Linked DNA regions of Homo sapiens: all the other regions are linked to region 1. Evidence: chromatin loops called from intact Hi-C (ENCODE). Cell type or tissue: B cell. All regions are shown on one strand.

Region 1 (8,000 bases):
GGAGGCTGGGGGAGGACAGCAAGGAAGATCAGAAACAAACATGTTTAGAAAAATGTCCCCATTTTTCCACCTCAGGAATTGATTCTCAGAGTATGGTAAAATGCTTCCCTCCCCCTGAATGACAGTGAACCGAAAAGCCAGGACAGAGGTTTCTGTGTTAAAATGTTAATGTGAAGTCTCACTGTATTTTGAGTGCTTAAGGGAAAGCTAATGGGAACTTTCCAGGGAAGATGGTGGGTGTTGCTAACATGAAAATATGTATGAGAATTCCTAAATGGAGGCTTTATATGGTTCAGTTGGAGGATAATGAAATCCTAGCTTGTCGGGGATGGGTGGGTAGGGCAGAGGATGGGACTGGGTGAGAGTGGGGAGAAAGGGTAGAGAAGAAAGCCTGCTTTTGGACTCTGTGGGCTGGGGAGCTGCCTGTGTGAAGGGTCTAGAATGAAGGCTGATGGGGAAACAGAGCAAAACCGGGGCAGTGCCGGATGGAGAAACTTAAATGGCTGGAGAGCTAGACAGGAGGGAGGCCCCTGCCCAGAATGAGGATAGAAGCGTGGCACTGGACATGGAAAATACCAGGGGTTAGTTGAAAAAACAAAAAAAGAAATAATTCTTGAAGGACCATACTGGGAAGGACCTGTGGATTGAAAGGAAAGTGGCCTTTCAAAGTCCCGGTGAGTGATCATCAGCTTTGAACCTGTGCCAAGACAGTCAGGGTAATGGTTGCTTGGCTCTTTCTAACCTTTGTAGCTAAGGCCACGGCTGCCCAATTTGTCTAGGACTTGGGGGACAATCTTGTTTTTGCAAAGAAACTGGAACCCAAAGTTATAGTCCACAGTCATCATGGTGACCTGGGTTTTCAACTCCACTGCAGGGCCTGCTCCATCTTGTAACTGGCCTTTTGCCTTATTTCCTTTTGACTAAAACTCCATTTTGGGCCTTAGGAACTGCCCCTTTGTTTTACAGTTATATTTGATTGAGTACTGGCTACTGTGCTGGCACTCAACCTCACTATCTCATCTGTTCCTCATAATAACCCTATGAGTAAAGCAATTATTCCCAGTTGATAGATAAGAAAACTGAGGCTTACAGAGTTTTTGTTTTCTTGCTTGCCACAAATTATGGGTCAGAGCCAGGGTTTAATCCAGGCATTTTACCCCCAGAGCCCAGTGCTCTGGTCAGTGTCTTTCCCCCCTGCACCGGCTTCAACATTCAATCTCTGCCCTAATTCTTTGCAGCCCTGATTACACTGGGATGATCCTCCTGTATGTGCTGCTTTTAGTCCAGCCATTGAATACCTTCTACATTGTCTGCCTCCCTCATCTTTTGCTGATGATGCTCAGGGGTCTGCCTGCTCCCTGGGTCATGGTCATCTGACATGGACTGGTCCTGCTGCTTAGAGAGAACTCTGCTGGTAGTCCCTGAGCTCTCCTGCAGAGCTCCAACCATAGCAAGGTTCTCTCTGACTTAATCTGCAGTGAACTGGAGTTATGTGGGTGTACTCATGAGGACAGGCTGGAAGCAGTGTTCAGCCAGATAAGATGTGCACTCAGGGTGTGATGTTGGCTGGAGTGTAGGATCAGGCCTTCAGTGACCCCAAGTAGAAATGAGTCCTGTAGATTTTATTTCTAGATGAGCTGAGGAAGGACATTTTCCCCTTTAACGGTGAATTGGGGTCACTCCTTATGGGAATTTTTGGTATGCCTTGAAGGATTCTGCAGCAATTCATCTTGCACATGGCCTGCCCTTGGAGTGTGGGGCCTGGGGCTGTACACTGACATCCTGTTTTGGTTGGGCAGAGGTTCTTAGCCCTCGCCATTCATCACAATCACCTGAGTAGTTCCTAGGAACAGCTGAGCCCTGCGAGGCATCCTCAGAAGTGCAGCTTCAGATGGCCTGGAGTGATATCTAGACATCCATAGTTTTATAGAAATGTGCATAGAAAAGTGCAAAAATCAGGTGATTTTAATGCCCAGCCTGTGTTGCTAACCCCTCATGTGCTGGGTGGTTCTTGGGCAGGAACAGGAGCAAGGCAGGGTGACCTGATATTTTGCACTTTTTTATGAGATGCTTAGTTAGCTGTGGCCACAAAAGGAGACAGAGGAGAAGCTCAGCAAAACAAAGTTTATGCTCACAGGTCCTCGTGACAGGAGGCATGGTCGTGCCATGCAGGGGCACATGGAAAAACACCAGGGTGGTAGGAAGCAGAAGATAGGAACTGGGGGAAGATTTGGCCAGTGCCCCCAATAAATGGGGTTTTCATGAGAAAGGCAGGGCAGGGTAGACAGTTTAGGATTGGCTAGTTTGAATTATTTGGGGCAGCCTCTAAGATAGAGGGGTGGCCCCTAGTTGCCTGATACCTGGCCCTGGGTTAATTAAGGCAGAGGAATATTGCCTCCTTGGGTGCACAGGCAAGACTGGGTAGTTTTCTTATGAAAGGCTGGATTGGCTCATTTTCATATGAAAGGCTGAGCCCTTTGCCATCTCTAAGAATTGACTAGCCCCAAGAGAAACAGCCTCTTTCCAGCTAGAAAATAAAATAAAATTACACACACATGCGTGTGCACACACACACACAAAACCTGAGAAGAAAATAAATCGTTAATGTTGCTTTGCATTGTGAACCTTGAATATTGAGGAATGTAAATCTGATCAAAAAAAAGAAGGCTAGGCTCAGTGGCTCATGCCTATAATCCCAATACTTTGGGAGGCTAAGGCAGGAGGATTGCTTGAACCCAGAAGTTTGAGGCTGCAATGAGCTGTGATCCTGTCACTGCACCCCAGCCTGGATGACAGAGTGAGACCCTGGCTTAAAAAATAACAATAATAATAATACATAATAATTTTTTAAAAATTTAAAAATGAAAAAGAGCCAGGTAGATTCCTTAAAGTGTCCCAGAATGCTAGAGGAAGCTCACCATGTACTTGAAAGGTACCATGAGCCAGAGATTTAGAGAGGACACTGTAGCTGGGAGGCTGTTCTATGGGACTGGGAGTTGCTCAGCAGCAGCATGCATGAGGGAGCGTGCTTGGCTGGCAGGCTGCAAACTCTGAATTCTATGTGAATGTGGCCCCCAAGTTGCCCTGAAGCTTTGGACTGTTGTCTAATGAACTGCTCAAATGTGTTCAACTCTAGTAATCAGAGCTGCAAAGGCAGAAATGTGCTGGTGGGTGGGGGTGGGGGGGTGGGGAGAGAAATTTGGTAATTGGTTCCAGCCTGTGAAAGGCCAAGTAAAAGCGTGGATCATTATTTAAAGTGCAGTGGTCTTTGGATGATGGTTATGATGGTCCACATTTGATGCAAAAGAAAGCCAAATATATTTTAAACAGGATTCAAGAAATACAAAGTTAAGGATTTTCTTAGCAGAAAAGTAGAAAAGTGTGCATGCTGTTTACTTAGTTTTGCTCACATTTTTTTTTTTTTTAACTTTTTCAGTTCCTGTTTTTTAGCTTTTGTTTTTAAGCCTGTGGGCTCTCAGGGTCAAACTTAGGTTAATTGACGTGTTTTTTAAATCAAAGTTTTGAGATAAACCAAACTTTCATAGCTAGATAGTAAAGCCCTGATCACAAGGGTTTTAAAATCAAACAGGGGGTCTTTGCACACACGGAGCTCTGTGGCTTTGTGTCTGCATATGCATATGGCTACGTGTGAAGGCAGGAGTAAATGTTCCTTCAACTTGCTGAGCCTCCTCTGTAAATTGAGGGGTTTGGAACAGTGACCTGTAACTACAGAATATGGGCTAACAGTTGTTGGGCGCTTACTGTATGCCAGACACTAAATTCTTAACATGGATTATTTTATTTACTCCTCACCATGTTCCTAGATGTCCATACTATTATGATCACTGCCTCTGTTTAGAGATTAGGAACTGAGGTTTAGGGAGGTTAAGTAACTTTCTCAAGGTCACACAGCTAGTGAAGGCTGGAGCTGGGATTTTGATCCCAGACCCCATGATGATAATCACTCTGCTTACATGACCTCCCAAAATAACTTTGTCTCCACTTTGTTAAGATGAGTTCTCCAAGGCCAGCCCTCCACTGAGCCTATTTCCTCCTAGCCAAGTTGCGTTTTGTCATCTGTGCTGAGACATGAGTGGTTACACTGGGTCATGACTGTTAGGCCAACAGGTTAAGCTAATTCCAAATGTGGATAACTGAGTAAGAAGGACTTTAAGTTAGCTTTTCTTGATAACAGGAATGTAAGACTGTGAGCTGGAAGGAACACTACAGAATGAATCATTTTCATTAACAGCAACTTGCTGGTGCACCCATGTTCATAGCAGAGCTATTCACAATAGTCAAGAAGTAGAAGCCACACAAAGTGTATACGGATGGATGAATGAATAGACAAAATGTGGTATTTGCATGAGTAGAATACTATTCAGCCTTAAAAAGGAAGTTACTACATGGATGAACTTCAAGGACATTATGCTAAGTGAAACAAGCCAGTCACAGAAGGACAAATACTGTATGACTTCACTTCTATGAGATATCTAGAGTATGTGAAGTCATAAAAATAGAAGGTAGAAGGTGGCTGCCAAGGGCTGGGGAAGGGAGAAACAAGGAGTTGTTTAATGGATAGAAAATTTTAGTTTTGCAAGATGAAAAGGTTCTGGAGACTCATTGTACAACAGTGCAAATATACTTAACACTATTGAACTGAACAGTGAAAATGGCTAACATGATTAATTCTATGTATATTTCACCACAATTAAAACACAAACAAATAAAAGAATAAGTAACATTCTTGATCTGTGCACTGAAAATTGGTCTTAAGCCAAAATAACCTTACTGTCACATACCTTTAAAGAGATGCTTACAGTCTTTCTTTATGGGGGGAATTGTGAACATGAATTTAATGATTTGTCTTGAATGTTAATTTATTACTCTGAGTTTATTGTGCATCTATAGTGGTTAGAGGGCACAATAATTGTACCTACAGCATAGGGAATGTACAATGCATTTGGATCACTTAGCATAGTGAAAAATAAAATATTTGGAGAAATGACAAATTTTAAAAAGCAATTTTCCAGTTTTAAAATAGAAATACATAGTTTCTCCAAATTAATGCACTGGCAGATTGCTTTTTCACCTTACAGAATCTCTAAACACATCCACACGATTATATGAGGACCAGAACTGTCTTTCTGGATAACTGAGTACAGAACTATGCCAAGCCTTCCGTATAGACTAGTGAGCAGAACAAGTCTTCCTGGATGAACAGCCACTTCTGGGAAAACTAGGTGGAAATGCAGATTCAGCAACTCACAGCCCGGAACCTTTAGGTAAATTTTAACACAAGAGAATTGTCTCATGTACTGGCAGTAGCTCCTTCTGGAATGTATGCCCTGATGGACTTCATTCAGGGCAGGTTGCTGAAAATTTGTGTAGGATGTAAAAATCTGAATAACAGATTAGGAAGGAGCCCCAAGAAACAGTGTGGTTCATCAAGCTGCAAAGGCAGGATGTCTAAGTTTGGTTCCCCAAAAGCAAGCCCGACAGTAGATCTCACGTGCAGGTAGTTTATTTAGGAGTTGAACCCAAGAAGCAGGAATGAGGGGATGGAGAGAATGTGGCAGAAAGGAAAATATTAGGGTATGTTATCAAGGCTGATGCTGTGGACAACGGGAGCATGGTTACCCTGGCGTTCTAAGAAGTGCATGGAAAGTCTCCAGATTGTCCTTTGTTATGCTGGAGCCTGGGGCACTTCTTCACAGTTCTCACGCCTCATTGCTTGAGGATTTCCAAGCTGACTTGAAAGTGGCCTGCCTGGGCTCCCACACCTTCACAGGAGGTCCTGAGGCAGAAAGCAAGAAAATGACCTGAGATTTCTAGAACTCAATGCCAAAACCAGGGCTGAAATCAGAGGTGGGCTGAGGAGATGTGATGTGAGCACAAAGAGTTGACTGGGAAGTCACTTAATATGAGTCCTTGTAAGCCACTCATATTAAGTCCTTGTGGCATACATGGAGAAAGGCAGTGTGGTGTAGTGGTTAAGCCTGTGGGCCTGTATCAGACAGCCTAGGTTTGAATCCTGATTTCATCAACTTTATCAGGCACATGTTCTTGAAGAAGCCACTTTTCTTAGTCCATTTGAGCTGCTGTAACAAAATACCTTAGACTCAGTAATCTGTAAACAGAAATGTATTGCATACAGTTCTGGAGGCTGCAAAGTCCAAGATCAAGGAACTAGCAGATTCAGTGTCCGGTGAAGGCTGCTCTCTCTGCTTCAAAATGGTGCCTTCTTGCTGTGTCTTCACATGGCAGAAGGGGCAAGGGAGCTTCCTTGAGTCTCTTTTATAGGGGCACGAATCCCATTCATAGGGCAGAGCCTCATAACTTATCACTTTCCAAAATGCCCCACCGCTTAATACCATCACACTGGATATTAGATTCCAGTATAAGAATTTTGGGGGTACACAAACATTCAGATCATAGCAATGCTTAACTTCCCTATGCCTTGGTTTTCTCATCTGTGAGATGGTGCTATAAAAGCTTCCTGGCAATGTCACATAGATGGTCTAGATCATCCAGGTGGCACACTTAGCATTCTGGCAGTTATAATGATACAGCAGGTTGACTTTCCCAGGGCCTCAGAATTACTTAGAATGACTCAATCAGAAAACCTGCTGTGTAAGCTTTTTGTCAAAATCCTGAATAAGCCCAGACCAATATGTCAGTGCTGGAAAGGATTAATGGCCTTAATTGATGGCATGGAAATAAGACTTTTCATCCACTCATCTAGGATGGATTTGGCAAATTCTGTAGAAGATGAACGAGATGCCTTGTTTTTTAAACTAGATTTCCACTCTCACCTTTTTAAGGGGCCTGCTAGTTTTCCCTGTTGACAATATTCCTTTAAAACACCAAATCCCCATGATCCACGTGACATGAAGAATTGCCCTGAAGGTACAGCCACAGGCACCTTCAGCCTTACCCCTAGAATCATTCTTGCTCTGGAGGATGCCTATACCTTAAGGAGATGCCTCTGGTCCTTTCTACTAGGTTTTATGGTTTTAAAAAATTGTACAGTGGACATTTTCCTGCATTTTGGAGGGAAACAATCTGGAGAGGCTGTTCAGGAATGGGCAAGACTAATATCTCTATGGCCATAGACTCCTGACAGAAACATCGCTGATGTGGTCCCAGGAAGTCAGTGACTGATATGAAAATCCCAAATTGAATTTTAAGCCTGGAGTTTAGCCATTTTCCCTCTATTGGGAGTTTTCATAATGGAAAATAATACAAGTTATTCTACTAATTCGGAGCATTTTTGCATTATACAACTTCTCTTGATTATAATGGGTGACTGAGGAACGGGAACCCCACGGGGGAAGAGAAAATTAAGGCCCTGCAAAGCCTAGCAAGATACTGTTGCATGTTTCCTTGGTGAGCTGCTCTGAATTTTTGCTTATATCCTTCTCTCTTTGGTTTAAGATTGGGTGTTCAAATCAGCAGAATCACAAAATAAAAGCCAAAGGAGATGGAGAAGACTGATATTACTGAGTGTGTGGTTTGAAACACTTGGGTTTATTCTGTCAACCTTGACCAATGGGGTATGTATATTTTAGGTTATGATAATAACATATAACTATGAAACTCCTCTATTGTTAGTTATCATGTCTGAAACTTTCCAATCCTAACCCTAATCATCTTCCCCTTCCACTGAAACAACTATCTTAATATCCCAGTTTTTGATAAAACATAATATTTAAGAATCTACTATCACATTATAGCAGAACGAACGGTCCTGTTGGATGTTTTAGGGACTTAGTTCCAAATACTGCGAAAACTTCTATCTGTCCCCTACAATTGTTTGCTATTCAGTGATCCTGACATTGTTTATTGCTCAGGGTGGTTATGACCTGTGTTACCATCATGCTATGTTAAAGTTCAGTGGTGACCTGACCTGTATTCTAGTGTTCAGAGCCATCATTTTGCATTAAGTAGACACTCACTGACCTGCAGGTGTTTTTAGTTTCTGCCCACTCTTTGTCTAA
Region 2 (8,000 bases), 79 kb before region 1:
TCATTGTTAAGTTGCATCTTTAAAAATGAAAATTTGAACATATCAAATTAGCCAGTTGAATTCTTTGAGCTTATCAAGCATTTTTTGTCTTATAGAAACTCTTAATATAACAAAATGTGACAAATATATTTAAGTTTCTTTTCTACATGGGGGTATTATATGGATAAGTCCATCTCTGACTTTATTGGTTCTAGGTTTCATATTTGGTCATCCCCATAAAAAGATCATACACACTCTGCCTCTTGTAGTTCTTGTGTTCATGGTCTTATTTATACATTAATACTTCTGGGTAGGGAGAGCTGGAGGCGCCCAGGCCACTTGTGTCTAGGCCTGGCAGTGCCAATCTCTGGCCAGTCAAATGTAAGTGGGAGTCTGCAGGGTTTCCAAGAAGGCTTCTACTTTGGAGTTGAGGGCCTAGTTTACAGTAATAATGTACTACATTACTGGGGGCAATGTAACAAAGATGGCAAAGCTGGAAAGAGTACGGGTTCCTTAGGGCAGGGATTGGCAAGCTTTTTCTGTAAAGGGACAGATAGTAAATATCTTGGGCTTTGTAGGCCATACAACCTCTGTCTACTCAACTCTGGTGTTGAAGCATAGAAATGGCCATTGAGGAAATGTAAATGAGCATCTTTGTATTCCAGTAAAACTTTATTCACGGGCCCTAATATTTAAACTTAATGTAACTTGTCACAAAATATTCTTTTTTCCAACCATTTAAAATAGGTAAAGACCATTCTTCATTTTTGAGTTGTACAAAAGTGTAATGATTGGCCTGTGGGCTGTAGACTGTCAACTCACCTTAGAATATCATTGAGCAGGTGGGCCAATACTAGCAGAGACTTCTAATTTATGAGAAATTGTATCTCTAATTAGGCCACTGTTCGTTTGGTTTTTTGGTTACTTGCAGTCAAATACATTCTTATCTGATACAGGTCTTTTTTTTTTTTTAATAGCCCGCTGTTCTAACCTTTTATTGACTATTTGAACTTTCATCCACCTTCATTTGGGCACTATTTTTTAAATCACATGTTAAATTTCCTTAAGCCTAATAAGTTTTTTCTAACATTCTATTCTAATCCACTAATCTTTGTTCATTTTCATGTCCATATTAACTTAATTCCTATAGTTTTAATGTATACTTAGGATTCTGAAAGAATGTGTACCATACACTAAGTTGTTTTTCTCATGGAAGATGTCTGAATGTCTATATCTTCCCACCCATGAACATGATATAACTTTACATTTAATGGAGAAAAAGATCTGAATGAGTTACCTCACTTTTATTTCATTTAAGCCATGGCAATTTCTACTTGGATTATTTCTTGGTGATCTAGTTTACTGTTTTTAGTGTAAATGGAACTGTTAACTGGAATTACTTTTATGGCATCAGTCCACGTTACTCTTCCAATTCTGTAATGAAACCATGTAGATTCAGAGCATTGTTTTTTGTCCAACATGGAAGACCAACTCAGAGTTCAGTGCTTTCTGTCATTCTACTTAGTCTTTGGAAGGTGCTACTGGGCAGTTTTTTGTTCTGTTTGAATTAGGTGTTATTAAATGCTAGTGAGTCCTTAGACTTGACATCATCTAGAGCAGTAAAATGGTGTTATGTACAACTATTGGAAAGTGGATTGAACCTGGTTGCTGATACCGATCTAAGTGGTTTGGATTTGTGTATATTCTAAGCATCATGTTTTATGTCAATGGGAACCCAGAATGGAGGCTCAAAATAAGTTTAATCTGCATGTGCAGACAACTCCTAAAAGATAAAGAAACAGAGGTAGTAAGTGGCAAGACCTGGGCAAGAGGAGAATGCCAGAGCCTCATCTTCAGACTTACATTCCAACAGGAATGGACTCGTGATGACATGCATTTTGAGGAAGCATACTTTGTGCTTTGGTACTAGTTCTCAAAGGGGCTGAGGTCTGAGAGACAAACAGCCATCAAACCAGGTACAAAGAGGGTGCAGGCTGAGTGAAGCAGCACCCACAATGGCCTAGGGAGGAAAGAGTAGGAGACGGCTGTTCAGCTAAGCAGAGAAAGCTCAATAGAGCTGGCATGTGGGGTTTGCGGTGGGAGGAGTTGAGTGGGTGGGCAGTTTTACTCTTCTGGGCAGAGTCCACAGCATCATGTGAATTCAAATATGTAAATTGCTTTCCTTCATGTAAGATGAAAGATCACTTCTCTTTGGTGACTTGAATGTATTAATAAAAAGCAACAGGAATATCTACTAAAGCTGAATACATGCATACCCTATGTTCTATCAATTTCATTTCTAGCCACATATTTTACCAAAAGATATAGCAGCACTACATGTAAAAACCCCAAATTGAAAACTACCCAAATGCCCATCACCAGTAGAATACATTGTGGCATACTCACATAGGAGAGTACTATTTAACGAGGAGAAACAAAGTAGAACTCTAAATGAACTGATAAATCCCACAGACATGTTGAGGGAAAGAAGCTAGATACAGGGTAAAACATAGCTGTATGATTCTACTTAGGTAGAGAACAAAAATTGGCAAAAGTAGGACGAACACTTCAATTCCATTTATATTAAAGAATCCAGAGTGGTAAGATTCATAAAGACAAAGTAAAATGGTGGTTGCCAGGAGCTAGAGGGAGAGAGGAATAGGGAGATATTGCTGAGTGGGTATTGAGTCTCAGTTATGTGAGATGAAAAGAGTTTTGGAGACGGATGCTGGTGGTGGTTGTACAACAATGGGATTGCACTTAGTACGCTACTGAACTGTACACTTAAAAATGGTTAAGATGGGCTGGGCGTGGTGGCTCCTGCCTGTAATCCCAGCACTCAGAGAGGCCAAGGCGGGTGGATCACTAGGTTGAGATGGAGACCATCCTGGCCAACATGGTGAAACCCCGTCTCTACTAAAAATACAAAAATTAGCTGGGCGTGGTGGTGCACGCCTGTAGTCCCAGCTACTTGGGAGACTGAGGCAGGAGAATCACTTGAACCCAGGAGGCGGAGGTCGCAGTGAGCCAAGATCATGCCATGGTACTCCAGCCTGGCAAGAGAGCAACTCCGCCTAAAAAAAAAAAAAGATTCTAAGTTTTAGATATATTTTACCACAATAAATGTTTTACAAATGGCAAAGCAAATGTTGTTAGATTAACATTACTGTTAGCTGACGGTAGGGTGTGGGGTGCAAGTATAAAAGGAGCTCTTAAGTGTGGGGGATGTTCTGACCCTTAATCTGGGCAGAGGCCTCAAGGGTGTGTTCAGTTTGTGAAAATTCATCAAACCGTATACTTACGTGCATGTCTGCATGTATTTATATTTCAATAAAAGTTATCCTGGAAGGAAAAAGCAATGGGAAGCTTTAAAGTGAATTAATTTGTAATAGGTTACACTATTGAGTGTCTGGTGCAAGGCATTCTTCTATGCTCTTACTATCAGGAAGGTGCTGTCTTATGAAAGAGGAAACCGAGGAACAGTGGTTTATTGAGGTAAAAAGTAGCCATCTACAGATTCCTAGTAGGAGAAATCTCAAATGCTTCTATATACATCTCTAGAGAAACATTACCTACTCAGTTTACAATTTTTCCATCTTTAAAATAGAAGAATTCTAATTCTTAAAACTAGGCCCTGGCATTAAATTGCATGTCTCTTGGCTGGAAGGAAAAAAAAGACATTCTCTAATTTGAACTGGAATAATGAATTTTCTCACTTATGTTAATTTAAAGGTAAACTGAGATCATAGGATGCGTGTTAACTCTGGATAGTTCAAACGCAACCATGATAGGCTTATTTTTATCTTGGAAGTAAATTTTTAAAAGAAAATTTAGGCTGGGTGCGGTAGCTCACGCCTGTAATCCCAGCACTTTGGGAGGCCGAGGAGGGCAGATCACGAGGTCAGGAGTTCGAGATCAGTCTGGCCAACATAGTGAAACCCCATCTCTACTAAAAATACAAAAAATTAGCTGGGCGTGGTGGTGTGAACCTGTAATCCCAGCTACTTGGGAGGCTGAGGCAGGAGAATCACTTGAACCCGGGAGGCGGAGGTCGCAGTGAGCCGAGATTGCGCCATTGCATTCCAGCCCGGGTGACAGAGTGAGACTCCATCTCAAAAAAAAAAAAAAAAATGAAAATTTATCATAGCTTTAAAACTTAAGGTGTGGGAATCAAACTAGCAATGCATTTGAAATTTTTCAGTGTCCCAAATCATATTTCACACAGTTTTGGAAAAAATACATTTTTAAAATGCACTAAACATACTCTTTCCCTTTTCTTTCTTTCTTTTTTTTTTTTTGAGAGAGTCTCACTCTGTTCCCCAGGCTGGAGTGCAGTGGTGTGATCTCGGCTCACTGCAACCTCTGCCTCCCGGGTTCAAGTGATTCTCCTGCCTCAGCTTCCTGAGTAGCTGGTATTACAAGCATGTGTCACCATGCCTGGCTAATTTTTGTATTTTTAGTAGAGATGCAGTTTTACCATGTTGGCTAGGTGATCCTCCTGCCTCAGCCTCCCAAAGTGCTGGGATTATAGGCATGAGACATTGTGCCTGGCCACTAAACGTACTATTTTCTATCAAAATATGACCTTTTCTTTTCTTCATCTCTATTTATTTTACTGAGTGAAGAAACATTCTGCTAAATCTTTCCTGATGGATCCCTGCTCCCCTGTGCCTTTCTTTTGTGCTGCTGTCTTTATTCCCACATTTGTGTCTCTCACGCATGTTATCCTTCCTTGTTTAGTCTTATTGAGCTTTGTGACAATACCTGCATCCACCTTCAACCTCCACCACATCTAGTTGTCTCTGGCTGGCTGGTCAGAACTCAGAGCAGCCGTGGGTGGATCTGCTGCAGTACAGAGAGGCCTGTGGCCATGGCTGGCTGCCCAGAGCCCTGTTCTCTGTCACACCTGATCAGATTTTTGAGATACCACCTCGCCCCAGGGACTGGTTCTGGTTAAAATAAGATGCTCGGGAACACTCTTTCATAGAGAGTGGTTGTCAACGAGGTTGTGCAAGAAGGAGAGTCATCCTGGAAAAGATAAAGGGAAACAACAGGAAATGGAGAAGAAATGTGGTAAGGGATTAGTTCTTATCACAGTTAAACTAGTGCATCTTGCCACTGTATCATCGAAAATATCTCCTGTGACCAGCACTTTACAGGACATCTGCTGGTAACTGCCACTTATTTCACAATCCTGAATTCAAGGGTGCCCATGAGAGAAGAATACAGTATCTGTTGAAATAGACTCCCACATGAAGCCCGTTGTGCTGTCCCCATAATTTTCACTCGAGTCCAAGGCATGCTGACATATTTTAAATGGGAGATCTGTGTGCAACCTCATTCACTGCAGACTGCAGACAAGTCATTCTCCTGCTATGTGGAAATCTCTCATTTCCCTTCCCTACTGTGTCTTTGGTCAACAGTTATAAACTCTCCCTCAGACAGCTGGTTGTGTATTAAAGTCTATTTATAACAGTCAATGGACAACTGATTGTTTATGGGGAGTCGTGGCAATTTTTGCTTAGGAAAGACAATTGGGGCATTTCTTCTGTAGCAGAGCGGGTTCAGCCGCTGGACTCCACAAACATTGCCTCACTTGTCTCCTTACATTCTGTGGACTGAGGTTACCCCAGGTGCTAATGGTGAATTCAAACCCAGCAGACTGCTGGCTGGGTCTTCAGTCAAGGGTCTTGGGGGTTAGACAATAGAAAAAAATGAAACAGTAATACCTTGTGAGGAACAAAAAAATGCAAAAGTACCCATATCTATGAGGAACAGTATACCATACTCAAAATTTTCAGTAGTTTATGAAACTGTAGATTTCCATCCCCCTAACCACAGTTCTGGATTATGGGGTTTTTTGTTTTGTTTTGTTTTTGAGACAGAGCCTTGCTCTGTTGCCCAGGCTGGAGTGCAGTGGTGCAAAGTTGGCTCACTGCAACCTCTGCCTCCCGGGTTCAAGGGACTCTCCTGCCTCAGCCTCCCAAGTAGCTGAGATTACAAGTGTGTGCCATCATGCCCAGCTAATTTTTATATTTTTAGTAGGATGGGGGTTTTGCCATGTTGGCCAGGCTGCTCTGGAACTCCTGACCTCACCTGATTCTCCTGCCTCGCCTCCCAAAGTGCTAGGACTACAGGCATGAACCACCGTGCCTGGATGCCCCCTAACCACAGTTCTAACTAAAATATGATCATATGACAACTTTTTAGCATTGAGAAAACTTCCTATTCTGGTGGGTCTTGAGGTGCTTTTTATTTTTCTTTGTAATTTCAAAACTTTTTTTTCAACTAGGACAAAAACAGACAAAACTCATTTAAATCTCATCATTAATCGATAGTGAAATAAAAATGCTAATGGGAAAAAATGTGGATTTCTAGAAAATGTCTTGCACAATATTTTTCTACTAGCTCTGACTTTAGTAAGATGGTTTTGAACTCTTCCTTAATTTTTGGAAAAATGGAATGGGTGATATTTAATTTTTAAGTGATGTATTAGGTTTGTTAATATAAAAAAGAATATAGAAAAAATTAAAATGGTTTATACCCTCCCTGACTAGGTAACACTTGTTATGTTAGTTACTTGCTTATGATTAATAAGCTTAACTGAGCACAACATAAAAACTAAACATAATCATTATTCATATTACTAACCCAGAAAAAAATTGTGTGCAGATAGATATATCTATATCCATGGAGGAGTTTTAAACAAGTATATTTAAATGATACAATGACTTGGTCTACCTCTTGGTTTGCTTATTCTGATTCCAATTTATTCCATTTTATCTGTAAATCTTAGCATATCACATTTGTCTTATTCTGTCTTCTCCAGAAGATGTTAATGAATTACAATTCAAACATAATGTTATAGGTGATTTTTAATAGCTAAAAAGTTTGAGGATTTCAGAATTTTCAGTCACATTGTTTTCAAGTCAGTAAGTTACCCCTAAGTGACTAGTTATCTAATTTTTAGTGCTTTTGCTGCATTTAGTAACTTTCTGAAGTCCTGTTTGACCCATATTTTTCTACGTATTCTTTTTAGGGCCACTTTAGGAAAAAAGCAGTCTTGTGTTGCTGGAATAATTTGCTCATAATTCTGGATTAGTCTGAGACTGCTTTTTCATAAACAGCAGGTGAAGGCCCATCCATTTGGCTCAGGAGGTCCTCTCTGAGGAGATTTGGTCCTTGTGCATTTCTCTCTCGGTCTCTGCTCCAGCAAAAGGTAAATTAATAATGAGGTGCAGATGAATTGAGCCAAAGCCCTTTTAAGAGGAGCCTGAACAGCAATACCATGGTTTCAGTTCTTATATTCTGCTTAAAGTCTTAGATTCTTCTGGAATGTAAGACTACAAAAATGTTCTGTAGAGTCTGGAATCAGTTTCAGATTGTTCAGACAAGATCATCGTTCTTATTCCTGGTTCCCATCAGAGACAGAGCTGAAGGTTGAACTATTTAAAGCTTTCCTTGTGGCCACATTGACATTCAACTGTCAGAGATAGGAAGAGAGTACTGTCAATTCATCCCAAATAAAAGCCCTTTTCTCTGGGTTTATCAGTTAAAAGTAGTAAAAGTTTTGCGTTGATTGATGCCTCTGAGCTATTTGAGGTGTCGATAAACAACCAAAATGGGAAGTTGAAGACTTAAATAGGTCAAAAGAAGTTAGTATTTTCAGAATTGTATTCCATATGTGAATATAGAACACACAAGGGAGTAGTCAATATAAATAACTGGCACATAATTTTAAGCAAAAACCCTAGATAATCAGTTGGGGGCTACATTTTAATGTGGTTTTACCAGTGAACAAATCAGTGAGGTTTTCCCTTCCAGCAGTTAAAGTGCTTGAGATTTTAAGGAACTGAACTCTGAGCAAAAAGACCCACATAATACAAGTCTTCCACAGACCAAGTGTAATGTAACTTTTAGAAAACAAAAGCCTCAGCTCCTCAGGGCCAGCCGACCTCCAAGATACAGAATGACCCTCTCTCCAGAACACACTCTTCAAAAGCCAGCACAAATGTCTGCCA
Region 3 (8,000 bases), 97 kb after region 1:
CCTGATGTGGGGTATTGTTCTTGAGGGAGAGCCCTTGCACCTGGTTCTGCATCATTCTAGAAACTCCGAGCAGCCTATTTACTTTTGAGGACTTCCTTTTCATCTTAGACGAAGGAGTTCGTTCCCATTTCTTGCAGCTTAGAACACTTACAGACACAGTGGATAATGAAACCTCCCAATTCAGCTTCAGAGAGCTCCAGAAAGCATTTTCAATCTTGAGTTAAAATTCTAGGGCAGACTTTGGGATTTATGAAGGAAGGTCTGAGTGGCCTGAGAGTCAAGCTTCCCTGAGAACCATGGTGAGCCTGTTCGGGTAATAAAAGAAGTAAAGCAATTAATATTACTGCATGAGCACTCACAAAATGCCAGCTAGATGTTCTTATCTATATGTTTCTCATAACAATCTTGTGAAATAAACATGATTATCCTCATTTTGTAATAGGGGAGGCTGAGATACAGGAATTGTAATCAATTGTCCAAATAGTAGGTGTTGGAGCTGGCATTCCAACTAAGGTCTGTCTGACTCCAATTACTGGTACATCAGGCTGCCTCCCAGTGGTTTGGTCCACATGTGGGGGCACCTTCCATGTGTCAGACATGAGGATAATCGTGGCCCATACATGCCTTTGTGGAAGTTAAGATCTGCTGCAGGAGATACAAACTAATATGTTGCTACAAACTGTGAAGGAGAGGAATAATGGGACAATATAGTAGAGAAACCTGCCCTAGATATGAGTGTCTGTGAAAGGAATTGGTTTCTCTGAAGGGGTGCTCTTTGAGCTGAGTTTTGAGGGCTAAGAGAAAACTACTTTGGATGGGAGACAGAAGAGCTTTCCTAGCAGGGAGAACTAAGTACAAAATCAGACATACCCCATGCTTGGTTTGTACCCTGAGAACTCCCCCAAGTACAGCAAGCTGGCCTTGTGATTTAAATGGTCTCTGCTCTATTAAAGACAGATACAGAAGAGTAATGAAAGGAAAAGGCTAAGAGTTCCAAAGTCACAGAAGATGGAGGATAAACCTAGTTCTTGGGTAAAATGTTTCTGGAGCCACCTGTCTGCCCAACGTCTTATCCTATCTTGGGAAACGAGCCCCCTCCTGATTTCTGAATAAAGAATGAGAAATCGGCCGGGTGTGGTGGCTCACACCTGTAATCCCAGCACTTTGGAAGGCCAAGGTGAGTGGATCACCTGAGGTCAGGAATTTGAGACCAGCCTGGCCAACATGGAGAAACCCCGTCTCTACTAAAAATACAAAAATTAGCCAGGTGTGATGGTGTGCTTCTGTAATCCCAGCTACTTGGAGGCTGAGGCAGGAGACTTGCTTGAACCCAGGAGGCAAAGAGTGCAGTGAGCTGAGATCCTGCCACTGCACTCCAGCCTGGGTGGCAGAGCAAGACTCTGTCAAAACAAACAAACAAACAAACGAGAAATTGGGCTGACGACAGCCTCACAACAGTGTCAGACTTTTTGCTGGCTGCTGCAGGCATGTGGTTACCAGTGAGGGAAGAGGGGCGCAGCACACATGGAAGCCTGTCATCTATTTTATATGGGCTTAAGAGAGACTCAGGTGCACCAGACTGCTGGGTTCTATTTCTCTGGACACTGCCCTTTTTCTTTCTTGGTCTCCTTGGAGATGCTCCTCATCAAGGTATGTGTAGCAGGATGATGTTGTAAATATTATTCCTATTTTTATATAGAAATTTTAGGGGTAAAAATCCAAATATAAGGTCCAAATGTATGGTTTGAAAAGCCAACATCGCCGATTTTTGTCGATTAAAATCCCATGTGACATTAAGGTCAAGCTTTAAAGTCACCGCCTCCAGGAAGTCTTCCTTGATTATCCCAAATAGAAGTGATGTCTCATCCTGTGGACTTCCTGGTACTCTACAGGGCACCATTCTTGGGGCATAGAGCATGTCTGCTTTGTATGGTTGTTATTTGGGTCTATGTCTTCTTATCTTCTCAGCTCTAGTGAAAGTTTAATGAGTAGAGGCGCTATGTACCATATGGCATTGTAATGATCAAAGTGTTTTGTACATAGGAAATGCTTTCGGAAAAAAATTGCTAACAGAATGGCAGCTGAAAATCAATTTCTTGGCCAGGTACAGTGGCTCAAGCCTGTAGTCTCAGCAATTTGGGAGGCTGAAGCAGGAGGATTGCTTGAGCCCAGGAGTTCGAGACCAGCCTGGGCAACATGATGAAACCCCATCTCTACAACAAATACAAAAATTAGCAAAATTAATTGAGCATGGTAGTATGCACTTACAGTCCCAGCTACTCAGGAGGCTGAAGTGGGAGGATTCCTGGAGCCTGGGAGGCAGAGGTTGCAGTGAGCTGAGATCACACCACTGAGCTTCACACCACTGCGCTTCAGCCTGGGCAACAGAGCAAGACAGTGTCTCAAAAAAAAAAAAAAAAAAAGAAAGACAATTAACTTTTAGTAAAAGCCTTCTTTTTTCATGATCATTTGAATGCCTACCATATTTATTTATATTTAGAATATTGTTGTTATATTTTATTATTGAGGAGCTAAAACAAGCATTGAAAAGACAGGGCTTGGTACCTGTTATGGAGTGAATTGTATCTTCCCCCTCCAAATTCATGTATCCTAATCTCTGATACCGCAGAATGTGACTGCATTTGAAGAGAGTCTTTAAAGAGGTAATTATTGTTAAATGGGGTCACTGGAATTATCCCGCTAGGATTACCAACGTGACTGGTGTCTTCATAAGAAGAGAGTAGGACATAGACATGTACAGAGGGAAGAGCATGTGGAGACCCAGGGAGGAGGCGATGGCCACCTACAAGCCAAGGAGAGAGGCCTCAGAAGTAGCCCACTCCTTGATCTTGGCCTTCTAGCCTCCAGAATCGTGAGACAATAAACTCCTGTTGCTAGCCTCCCAGACTGTGATACTGTGTTATGGCAGCCCTGGCAAACTAATAGAGTACCTATGATTTTGTTTATTGTGTGGGATAATCAAGGAACTGAGCCCTTTATTAAAGACTTTAAATATGCCTCTACAGTATAATGTGAGATAGGAAATCTGGATTCAAATCCTGGTCCTGCTACTTGCTCACTGTGCAATCTCAGACAAGTCACTTAACCTCACTGAACTTTGATTTTCTCAGTTGTACACATGTGGAAAATGCTATATTTAACTTGTGGGGTTGTGGAAATAACTAAAAAAACAGCATAGAGGTGCCCTCTTCCCTCACCCTCCTGTGGTGGATACTCACAGAATGGAGGGAAGGACCCTGGTGTCCTGTTTCCCAGCTGAGCACATGGAATTCTCTGGTTGCAACTTGAACAGCAACCTGAGAGATGAAACGTGAGCTAGCCCAGCACCCCACAGTTTGAGGCAGGGCGATATGGGTGCTTGCTTCCGAGCGAGGGCATCTCTGGTCCTGGATGTCCATTTGTGAGTTTACAGGCAGGGCAATTTGCCCATTCCCCAGTCATTTTCACAGCAGCTGGTGTCATAAATTACCACAATCACAAGTCCTCTCAAAGCGGGGCATTCCTGACATGGAATGAAGACCTACAGCCCCAGAGCATCTGATGAGATTGGATTTGTCAATAAGGGCAGTAGCCAGGCCCACGGGTGTTTGAGTACAAACTCTGGGGTCAGCAGCTGGGGCCACACCTTGGGAAGCTGCCCACTTTACTTAGGTTGTTTGCAGTAAAGTAGCTTCCGCAGTGGTTCTGAGGAGGAGGCTCCCGGCGCTCTCCCTAGGCGACATTCTGCTCCATGCCTGGATCTGGGCGTCCCACCCTCTCCCTGGGGTGCTGACAGTCAGAAACCCAGGCGTGTCAGGAAGAGCTCAGAGTTGGGCAAGCTCTGAGAACCATTTCAGCTCAGTGAAAGAGGCCGGTTAAGTTTTTGGTTTCAGAGGAGATACTTTCAGGGGGGTGAGAGGAAAGGGAAGAGGCCAAGATGCAAGGTCTGGCTGCCATTGGTCAGGGTCAGCCTGGGCTGTGGTGTTAAGGGGGTTTCAGCAGCCACTGTTGTTTCTGTTGCTCTGGCAACCAGAGGAGAAATACACAACGCCCAGTGCAGGTGCACAAGTGTTGAGTGCAGGCCCATTTCCTCCAATCGGCCCCAGCCAGCCCAGAGGCAGCGACCTAGGGGCTCCTCCCAGGATGGCTAGCTGAAAGTTTTGGTGTGTGGAGGCTGAAATGTGGAAACTAAATTTGAAGGGCGTTGACTACAGGGGCTGTGGGCAGCACCTGGTGGCACCCTCCCTCTCACGCAGGAAAGCCGGGCCTGGGGCTTGGATGGGTCAACTGGATCTCCTGCCTGTCCCTAGTTGGTTTTCCTGCTTCCGGTGGCTGCAGCCCCAGCAGCTACATCCTGGATCCTATTGAGGAAGCTTGGTGCTAGGTCAGACCCGTGACTTGCAGCTCCACCCTGGAGCTCTGGTGCGAAGCTGTGGCTGCCTGGGAGGGTGTGAGGGTTCCCTTATTCTGGTGCCTCCCTTTGCTGAGCTTGCAGCGACCCCCGACCCCCAAGCCACTCTGCTAGGCTCTCCCTCTGTAAAGGTCTCTGATTAACAGCCCTGGGGACTGGTAGACACAGGTTCAGATCTCCGTCCCTGACTGATTGAACTTCTTTGAGATTCTGGTTTCCTTACCCATGAAGTGGAAGTAGTCAAACCCATCTCAAAGATTTGTGAGGAAGAAGTTTCTGTGAAAATACCTAAGGCAGCACCTGACACATAGTAGGTGCTAAATAAATGGGGTCTTTGCCTCTTGCGTAAGAGCCAGAATTCAAGAGGCCTTGATTTCTGATGCATTTGCACTCTCTAAGCTGACAGCTGGGCCTATTCCCTTGCCAGGAGTTTCAGGACCAAGGCCATCCCGCAAGCCCAGTCCATCAGCACTTCCTGAAGCTCTCTCTTCTCAGTATATCCAGAAACTCTCCACTCCCACCTCTCTCACTGCTACCTTATCCCAGCTCCATCACCTCTTACCTGGATTACTGCAGCTGCCTCCAAACTAGGCTCCCTGCTTCTGTCCCTGACTGCTCAAACTCTTCCTACTCAGCAGGCATCCTGCTATGCCAGTAGTCATCAGATGGTGCCTCTCCTCTGTTCAGAGCTTGCCAGAGTCTGCCTTTCTCATTCTGGGCCCCGCTTCTATTACCTCATTTCCCACCGCTTCCCTTTACTCTTTCTACTCCTGGCCTCTTTGCTGCTTCTTCAAAGTAAGAAGCATGCTCCCAAACAGGACATTTGCACGTGCTTTTTCCTCTCCCTGGGTGTCCACTCTGATGTCCTTATGGCTCATGCTCGCTTCCTTCAGCTTTCCACTCAGCCTTCCCCTTCTGAGCAAGGGCCTCCCTGACCACCCATCTAAAACATCACCCTCAATCCCCATCACTTCCTACCTCCCTGCTTGCTTTTTCTTCATATCCCCTATCATAACCTGAAATATACATTTATGTGTTTATTTTTGTCTTACTCTACCAAATGTAGGATTACCAACATTTCCTATCAAAGTGCAGGAAATGCGGTTTCTTCCTGTTGAGTCTTCACTGCCTAGCCAGTCTTCACCTGGCTCTTTCTTCCTGTTGAGTCTTCACTGCCTAGAACAGTGCTTGGCATACAGTAAACACTAAATGAATTTAAGTTGAATAAATGAATGAATGGATGGGATAGGGGAAAGAATATATATACATGTATCTACATATATTTAAATCTACATTAAGTGAAAGTGTTCATATATTTAGTTATACACATATATTTCTCTAGGGATATCTCCTTCGAAGAGAACATATGGAGATATATATATATATATAGATACACACACACACACACAAACACATATATCCTGAGTTGCTTCTGTCAGTACAGTACAGTCACTACTGTATTTGGGTGGCCTGTCCTAGCCCTTCTCTCAGATGATGATAACATTCTTGGGGCATTGGCTTGGGTGTAGGAGTTGGTTGGTGTGGGATCTGTGTAGACTCTTTGTGAGAGACCTGTGGAGAGCTGCATTTGTGTTTGTTGATGGTGGGTGACTGAGGTAGGCTTGTTGGGGGGAGGAATAAGGACATCGAGGCTATTGGAGGAGGCAGGAAGATGGAAGGGAAGTCATTGAAATAATCTTATGGCCATGGGTTTGAAATTAGTATCTGTCCATAGAGAGGTAAATCAGAGGCATCCAACGGGGAGGAGAATATCTCCAATCAGGAGGTGCTCACACAGTTTAGCGGCTTCCTGTCAGGTGCTCCCGGTGACACTCTGGGTCTTTTCTCCTCTCCCCCATAATTTTCTTTAAAACACAGTGTAAAGATAAGGGTAAGAATCACTTCAAGTAATGTGAGAAAACTGTAAGGAAAGAGGAAAAATGAAAATGCTGCCAATGGCAGGAAACGGCACATTTTAATCTTCTCAAACTAAATGGACTCCGCGTTGCATCTGGAATTGTGTGTGCTTGATAAACCTAATGTGGAAGCCCTTTGCTAAACATCTGACAAGAATCAGCCTCTCCATGAAATGTGAAAAGATGCCCCCACCCAGTTGTTAAGAGGCTGCATAAGAGAACAGAAAAAGTTTGCGCAGCTAACACAACACGGGGCTTGCCAAAATCATCCTGCCCTAATTCTCTTGTCAGCAGAGCCACTTTTCTGAAGAGCTAGCGACTCGTGACTTGGTTGCTGGATTCTGCCTGCCCTTCCTGCTGTGTATCCCCCACCCCACCCAGGACCCCTGAGCAGAGCACACCCTTTCTCTGTATTTTCACTTGTTGGGTATTCTTCAGGGCTTGAAGCCTCAGAAATTCCGTTGAGAACACAATGCTCTACGTTCAGGATGTGAACGGCTACAAATGTCGTATTGCTTATCTCGCTCTGTGCAACACCCAGCAGCTGCTGGCCTTTAACGAGGAGGCGGCACAGGGCTCAGGGAATCATCCTGTGTGTGCTTTGTTCTTGCATTTTGCAGCTGATTTAAGAGCAAGAAAGGAACAAACCCCATCTGATGTCTTTACTCCAGAGATCATCTCACATCCTTCCTAGGGCAGGAAGAGCAGGTGACTGGGACACCGGACATTTGGCAAGCTGGTGGCTTTCCTGCGTTGGCATGCTTTGCCGGGGTTTTCATGAAAAGACAATGACCTTTACAAAAAACAATGACCTTTGCAGAGATCTCGAAACCCTGGCAACTCAGCAGCAAACTCAGTTCCAAAAGCGTTCCTATTGCCTTTCCCAGCAGAGTTGAATAATTGGAAAGTAAAGAAGGACTTTTTAAAAATCACCAAAGTTTTTGGCAAATTTTAGGAGCTCTTTCCCCCACCCTGTAATTAAAGCAGAAGTAAACAGTAAAAGAATATCAAATTGCAGCTCGCTTCAGGAATAGATGCCCAAATAGAGCTGCTGCTTGTCCTAACCTGTGCTTTGAGACAGAAGGACAACCTCTCTGGGGAGCACTCCAATAGGTCCCCAGATCTGACACATCAAGATTAAGACATGAAGATTTGGAGCTGAGAGAGGAGAAAGGGTGAGTCATCTGGGCATTATCCAAAGAAAGAAAAAATGTCTTCCTCTTTCAAAGTTGCCTTCTCTGCACCATCCCTGAGCCCCTTCTGGTTGTTGGAGGTCATCTCCTGCATGGTACTACCTCACCTTGAAGGGGTTCTTAGGTCCAAGGCGATCAAAGCAGTCCTGCTCCCTGCTACACAGTGTGTGTGAATACTGTGTCAGACTGACTTGGTCTGTGTCTCATCCACTCATCAGCTGGTAACCCCAGACAAATTGCTGACCTTCTCTAACCTTCAGTTTTCTCAAGTCTACAAAGAGGGAACAATAGTATTTACCTTATAGGGCGGACATGGGACTTAAATGAAACAGTGTAAAGTTCTTGAGGCATAAGAACCACTCAAGCATTGATGTTACATGTATCAATAGTTAATTTCTTTTTACTGTTGTCCCATTGTATGTACATATCACGATTTGTTTATTCATTCACCTGTTGATGGATGTATGGATTGCTATTGCA

The links. A loop is a pair of places that touch in the nucleus more often than their neighbours do. Peaks named below come from ENCODE experiments on the same cell type or tissue, not always from the same donor. Only the 100,000 strongest peaks of a DNase experiment are listed, where the experiment ranks them.
Region 2: a loop joins it to region 1, with 8 times the contacts of the local background. A loop is called at or near these places in 2 of 110 quality-filtered maps.
Region 3: a loop joins it to region 1, with 14 times the contacts of the local background. A loop is called at or near these places in 9 of 110 quality-filtered maps.

The regions. Positions count from the first base shown.
Region 1 is chr5:56,682,092-56,690,091 of GRCh38, reverse strand. No RefSeq gene overlaps it. Among named protein-coding and RNA genes, the nearest start is that of C5orf67, 80 kb to the right of the region's middle. RefSeq lists an enhancer at 3,335-3,484. In B cell, no CTCF peak of the experiment used is centred here; DNase peaks (open chromatin) are centred at 3,161, 3,511 and 5,491; H3K4me3 peaks cover 1,385 bases; H3K27ac peaks cover 6,554 bases.
Region 2 is chr5:56,761,177-56,769,176 of GRCh38, reverse strand. LOC105378979 (growth/differentiation factor 3) reads left to right here. Exons shown (of 3, transcript NR_172721.1): 3 at 1-2,782. Among named protein-coding and RNA genes, the nearest start is that of MAP3K1, 50 kb to the left of the region's middle. In B cell, no CTCF peak of the experiment used is centred here; DNase peaks (open chromatin) are centred at 2,056, 4,856, 7,516, 7,626 and 1 weaker place; H3K4me3 peaks cover 914 bases; H3K27ac peaks cover 4,410 bases.
Region 3 is chr5:56,585,127-56,593,126 of GRCh38, reverse strand. All of the region lies in intron 1 of C5orf67 (chromosome 5 putative open reading frame 67), which reads left to right. Among named protein-coding and RNA genes, the nearest start is that of C5orf67, 17 kb to the left of the region's middle. RefSeq lists enhancers at 3,858-4,117, 4,248-4,327. In B cell, no CTCF peak of the experiment used is centred here; DNase peaks (open chromatin) are centred at 66, 2,796, 4,056, 5,086 and 1 weaker place; H3K4me3 peaks cover 1,711 bases; H3K27ac peaks cover 5,520 bases.